Linked DNA regions of Homo sapiens: region 1 is linked to region 2. A link is a contact called in ENCODE Hi-C or POLR2A ChIA-PET data. All regions are on one chromosome and are shown on one strand. The core of a region is the stretch at or near the end of the contact, and the rest is flanking DNA. Distances in the headings are between cores, read along the strand shown.

Region 1 (2,907 bases), core at 321-2,820, 54 kb before region 2:
TGCAGAGAGGACACAGGGAAACCAAGGGCTCCATCTTCGCAGAATTGGCCATGGAGTATCAGCACAGGGATCCCTTCACAACCCTAGACCTGTGCACCCCCAGTGGTTAGGAGCAGGTTCTCTACTGATCAGGCTTCAGGTTCTGACTCTGTGCAGGGAGGCTGTTAGTGAATCCCCCCTGTTGATAGCAAAAGGCCAGAAGGGCCAAAACTATCCCCCTCTTCCCTTCTTCTTACATCTTTTAATGTGTTAACCATCAAATCACTGGTGGACAGTGCTTCCCAGAAACCACTCTTTGACCTGATTTTCCCCAGGCTGTGAGAAAATTAAGGACTTTGAATGAGCTTTTCAGAAGGTGAACATATTCCACTTTAAGGCCTTTCTATTTATTTTTAGTTTATGTCCTTCCTACTTTTTTGGCATTGAAAATTCCGTTCATGATTTATCCATTTATTCAACAAATATTTGTCTAATACTTACAGCATTCTAGGCTCTGGATTAATTAGGTTCTGGGGATATAGTGGGGAGTGAAACAGACACGGCCCCTGCCCACGTGGAGTTTGCATTAATCAACTCATCAAACAAGCAACATCAAATTGCAGGTATAACAAATACTACAAGCTGGAGGTGCACAGAATTCTGAGCCTTTGGTAGGGCTTCACCCCAGTCAAGAAGGCTCCTCTGAGAACATGACATGGGACCGAGAGCTAAAGGGTGAGGAGGGGTCACTTCTGCAAAGGAGGGAAGGAGAAGCTTCCCAAGCAGAGCAACAGGGACAGTGGTCCCGAGGCCATAGTGAGCACAGCAAAGGGTCCCATGAACCGACAAAGCCAGCATATTTTATGTTTTGAAAAGATCAGGGCTGGGTGCAGCGGCTCATGCCTAGTCCCAGCACTTTGGGAGGCCAAGGCAGGTGGATCACTTGAGTCCAGGAGTTCGAGACCAGCCTGGGCAACATAGCGAAACCCCATATATACAAAAAATACAAAAATTAGCCGGGTGTGCTGGCACACGCCTATAGTTCCAGCTACTCTGGAGGCTGAGGCAGTAAGATCACTTAAGCCCAGGAGGTCAAGGCTGCAATGAGCTGTGATCGTGCCACTGTACTCCAGCCTGGGTGACACAGTAAGAACCTGTCTCAAGAAAAAAAAATAAGAGAGTTCACCCAGCGTTGGAATGATGACCCATCAGAGGGACAGAGAGTTGGATGTCATGGTAAAGAGTACAACATCCAAGTAGAGAACAGCAAAATAAGATGTATTCTAGTCCCCCAAAGTTCTGCATGGAATCTAGAAATCAGGGGACTTCTTTACAAGTACAGGCTGCTCTTTCACCATCACGTGAATGGGGACCGTGAGGTTCAGAGAGGGAGGAGACCAGCCAGCCTTGTTCCTGTGGTAGGAGCCCCAGTGGCGGAAATGCCAGCTGCTTCTTCAGTTAGGGCCCTGTGCTGTTACCCCTCCCTAGGGCTGTCCACTGCTAAAAGCTTGGCTGGCTGAGGGCTTGGGGAACTGGCGCAGGGCAACTACAAAGCCGTCTGGCTGGCTGGACAGGAAGCACTTGCAAACTGCTTAGTCATACACATTGCAACACCCCCAGATCCCAGGCCAAAGATGTTATCCTGGATCAGTGGCCGCTATTCCAGGCCAGCATGGCCCTCTGTAGCTCCAGCGGTGGGCAAGGGGCAGACAAGGGGTCCTCCAGGCTGGCGAGAAGCCTGGCCCCCTGCTCCAATCCAGGAAGCCTGATTGGTAAGTTCCCCACAGAGATTAGCCATCTCTGGATATGGCCTTTCACCTTGATCTGTGGTTTTGTCCAGGGCCCATGGTATTGTAAAGTCTCATCTCACCCCACCTAGGTCATAAGTCACCTACGAGCATTTGCCAAGGGGCTGGTCCCAGCTGTCAGGGTCAGCAGAGTGGCTGGCATTGAGGTGGCCAGGTTTCTGGAACACTGTGCCCTTGTTCCTGGGGCCCTCTGGGCTGGCACGCAGAGAGACTCACTGTGCTGGGTAGCCCAGGGGCTGCAGATTGCAAAGAGGCAAAGCCTCCATTCATGTGTTCATTATTTATTCATTCAGCAAATATTTATTAAGAGATTTAGTAGCACCAGATCCTATGCTAGACACCAGGGAAACAGGGTGAGCTGGATACCCGGCCTTGCCCTCAAATGATCATAAGAAAGACCATTAAACAAGTAAGGACAGAGTGGGAGGTGCTGGGGTGGGGTACACAGGAACTTCGGCAGGGACACATGTCCTAATCCCATGAGAAATTAGGTAGGACGCTGCAGATGGTAGTGGAGTTAAAATGTGTTCGTTGTTGAATCAGATAGGCTGTACTCAGTGCTTAAGTAGTAAGGAAATCTGTTCCCTTGCATGACAAGGCGGTGTAAGGTAGGGCCGTCTAGGCTTGGTTGACCTATCATCCAGAATGTATCTTTCCAGTCTCTTGGGGCCTCACTTCGTGGTCAGGCTACTTCCTTTGAGGCTGCAGAGGGGCTGCAGCTGTTTCTACTATGGCTTCCAGACATGACAGTGCCAGGAGATAGTCCAGACCAGGTCTTCCTGTGTCTCTCCTAGAGCCTAGGATACCTTTCCCAGAAGTCTCCAATACCCCTCATATCTCATCAGGAAAACCAACTCACAGGGTGCAGGCCTGGAGCTCCAGGGTGAAACGGAAAGGTAGAAAGACCTAAAGAAAATGTAGGGTCTGTTTGGAGAATGGGTGAGGTGCAGCATGGCTGTTGTGGAGACATCAATACATGTGCTACAGGTATATCATAGCCAGTGAAGGAGTCAGTGGGCAAGAGGCAGGGTCCCCTAATCCCTTTGGACCATTCCATGGTGCCCTGGAAGACAACATGTGTTCTAAAAATATCTGTGCCGGCTGGGCGTGGTGGCTGTAA
Region 2 (3,104 bases), core at 487-2,986:
GCTGGGATCCAGGGCTGATTGGCAGAGGTCCCTGTGTCACTTATAGAAAAGATGAAGCAGCAGGTGACAGGAGTGCCCCAGGGCTCCTGTGTTCTCAGTGTCCTCACATCCCCAACACATTCAGTCCTTAGAACAGTTCTGTAAGAGGCTGGGCAGGCCAAGCCAGGCATTCCCAGTTACAGGTGGTGACTTCAAAATCCAGAGCAGGCAGGGCATGGTGGCTCACACCTGTAATCCCAGCACTTTGGGAGGCTGAGGTGGGAGGATCGCTTGAGTCCAGGAGTTCAAGACCAGCCTGGGCAACATAGTGAAACCCCATCTCTACTAAAAATAAAAAAATTTGGCCAGACTCCGTGGCTCATGCCTGTAATCCCAGCACTTTGGGAGGTTTGAGGTGGGTGGATCACCTGAGGTCAGGAGTTCAGGACCAGCCTGGTCAACCTGGTGAAACCCTGCCTCTACTAAAAATACAAACATTAGCTGGGCGTGGTGGTGGGTTCCTGTAATCCCAGCTACTTTGGAGGCTAACGCAGGAGAATTGCTTGAACCTGGGAGGTGGAGCTTGCAGTGAACTGAGATCACACCACTGTACTCCAGCCTGGGCAAGAGAGCAAGACTCCATCTCAAAAAAATAAAAACAAAAATAAAAAAATTAGCCAGGCATGGTGGCCCATTCCTGTGGTTCCAGCTGCTCAGGAGGCTGAGGTAGGAGGATCACTTGACCCCAAGAGGTGGAGGCTGCAGTGAGCCGAGATTGCACCACTGCACTCCAGCCTCGGCAACAGAGCGGGACCCTGTCTCAAAAAAAAATAAATAAATGAAATAAAATCCAGGGCAGTGGGTTCCCTCACCTTGGGTCCCCAGCTACCGAGGACCAAGCTGGCACATGACCTCTTTCCACTTCCTCAGGAGGCTGCCCCAGGGCTTCTGCTCACTCTGAGCAACCGCAGGGACTTGCGGATATACCGTGTGAATGAACTCGACTTCAGCTTTGCTCCCAGCTTCTTGGCCTGGGCCACGTCCCCTTAGCCCTCAGAGGGGCTGATGATCCATCCGCCATGGTCAGGTGCAGGGCACCAGTCCCCAGGTGTCACTCACTAACACTGTGGCCCTCATTTTGTCATGTATAAAACAGCTACAACAGTCCCCACCTTCCAGGGCTATGACAGGGGCTCAGTAACCTCATGATGACTGCATGGCACATAAGAGCTTACTAAGTAGGCATGGTGCCTGTGGGTCCTCAGAAGGATTCCCTCCAGCCTTCATCTCATGGGCTCATTCATTCAGCATGTCCGCGGCTCCCAGGCAGGCTCTAAAGATTCAAAGGTGGATAAAATAGGGCCCCTCTGCCTAGCGAGCTTGCGCCCAATTAGAATGGTGTGTTCTGGGCAAAGCCCCTGTCCTGCCCAGGCCTCCATGACCTGCCGGCCTCTCCCTTCCAGCTGCAGCCACCCTGGCCACTGCATCTGCTGGGCATAAGCTGTCCCCTCTGTAGACATGCCCTTCCTGCTGTCCTCCCTGCCCCAAGCCAGGCCCCCCCACCACCTCAGAACTCAAGTCAGGCAGCAAATCCTCAGGGACGTCCTCCCCGACCCCTAGAACGGGTCAGGTCGTTTGGCTACACGCTAGATGTTTACCCCGCTTACATCCATAGGGATTAGTGTGACTGTTGGACCAGAAGGAAGGACCAGCTCCGACTTGTTCTCCACTTAAATCCTCAGCCTGGCGTGGTGCCTGGCACACAGGACATGCTCAGTGAATGTTTGGCAGATGAATGTCTAAGTGATTGAGCAAAGAAACATGAGGCACCAGGGGCAGCTGTTCATCTGGGAGATGAAGCAAGAAGGACCAATAGGATCAGATCATGAGGGGCCTTGAATACCCACTGCAAGAGCATGGGCTTCCTCGTGCAGGGCCTGGGCCAGGGGTTCTCAACCCTGAGTACACTTCAGAGTCACCGAGGAGCTTTAAACAATTCTGATGCCCTCCCTTCCAATGAATTAAAAGAGAACCTGAGAGGGCTGGGGCCGGGTGTCCATGTACTTTAAAAACTGCCTGGTGATTCTGATGTGTGGCTGGGGTCAGGAACCACTAAGCGGACGTGGGCAGCCTGGAATTCTTCTCCCACCCCAAGCCACCTGGCACAGCCCCTTGTATAGGACCCAGGCTCAGTCCCGCCGCCTGCCTCAGTCATCCCAGCCTTGGGGGTCCAGGGCAATGTCCACATGCCCTCCCCTAGTACCCCCCCACCTCAGGGAAAGGCAGGCAGTGGTGTCTGTAGCACCAGCTGGGTACAATGAGTCTGACAAGCCCGGCGCTAACAGATAGACCCTCCCCACCCTGCTGGTCCCCCTGGCATGAGTTCTCTGACAACCAACTCCTTATCCCAGCAGACCACACCCCCCGCCCGCCCCCGCCTCCCACAAGCCACCAGTTGCCCTTGGCAAATCACTTCCCTTGTCTGAACCTCTGTTTTCCCCTCTGCAAAGTGGGGATGTTTGCGCTGTTCAGAGGGTTTGTGAGGAAAAAATGAAGAATTGCTACCATTTGCTGTGTACCCACCCAGTCTTGGCCGTATACCTGGAGAACATGGTGCTAAGGCCACTGCTGGCCCCAGAGGCAAACCTGGTCACTTTCCTAGTGATTCTCATGTACCACCAGAGTTGGGAGCCACGGGCCTCCTCTGCAAAGCACTCTCCATTCATTATCTGATGACATTTTCACAGCAGCCCTGCCAGGTGGGAACTATCCTCCCATTTGACATATGGGGAAACTGAGACTTGGAGTTTATGCAGCTTGCACGTGGTCATATGTTGTTAGGATTTGAGCTCAGGTTTCTTGGACTCTGGAGCCTGTGGTCTTTCCTTGGCCTCTAGAAAAGGTGGTGGGTGAATGTCCAGCCCAGGCCTTGCCTCTCCCCTCCCCTGGGGTGGATATAAGGGTTCCTGAGTCAGGATACCATCCTCAGGTACCCTACTTCCTTACAGATTTTGACTGATTAATAGCTTGCCTATCAAGAAGCAAATTTAAAACCATACCTATATGATGAAAGTAAAGATAGGCTGGGCACAGTGGCTCACGCCTGTAATCCCAGCACTTTGGGA

The links. A loop is a pair of places that touch in the nucleus more often than their neighbours do. ChIA-PET counts read pairs that join two places held with the same protein, here RNA polymerase II (POLR2A).
Region 1: a loop to region 2 is called in a map of Jurkat, with 2.9 times the contacts of the local background. The contact joins two enhancer-like sites. A Hi-C loop is called at or near these places in 1 of 168 maps with a recorded cell type or tissue (Jurkat). POLR2A ChIA-PET finds 5 or more read pairs at or near these places in 3 of 52 experiments (A673, HEK293 and activated CD8-positive, alpha-beta memory T cell).

What each region holds. Positions count from the first base shown.
Region 1 is chr22:29,798,039-29,800,945 of GRCh38, reverse strand. All of the region lies in intron 15 of ASCC2 (activating signal cointegrator 1 complex subunit 2), which reads left to right. Among named protein-coding and RNA genes, the nearest start is that of UQCR10, 32 kb to the right of the region's middle. RefSeq lists enhancers at 1-364, 1,256-1,756, 1,757-2,257. Within about 2 kb of position 1,570, at least 31 of the 41 ENCODE cell types and tissues checked have a DNase peak (open chromatin) inside an H3K27ac peak, as active enhancers do.
Region 2 is chr22:29,743,688-29,746,791 of GRCh38, reverse strand. All of the region lies in intron 2 of ZMAT5 (zinc finger matrin-type 5), which reads left to right. Among named protein-coding and RNA genes, the nearest start is that of ZMAT5, 22 kb to the left of the region's middle. Within about 2 kb of position 1,736, at least 2 of the 41 ENCODE cell types and tissues checked have a DNase peak (open chromatin) inside an H3K27ac peak, as active enhancers do.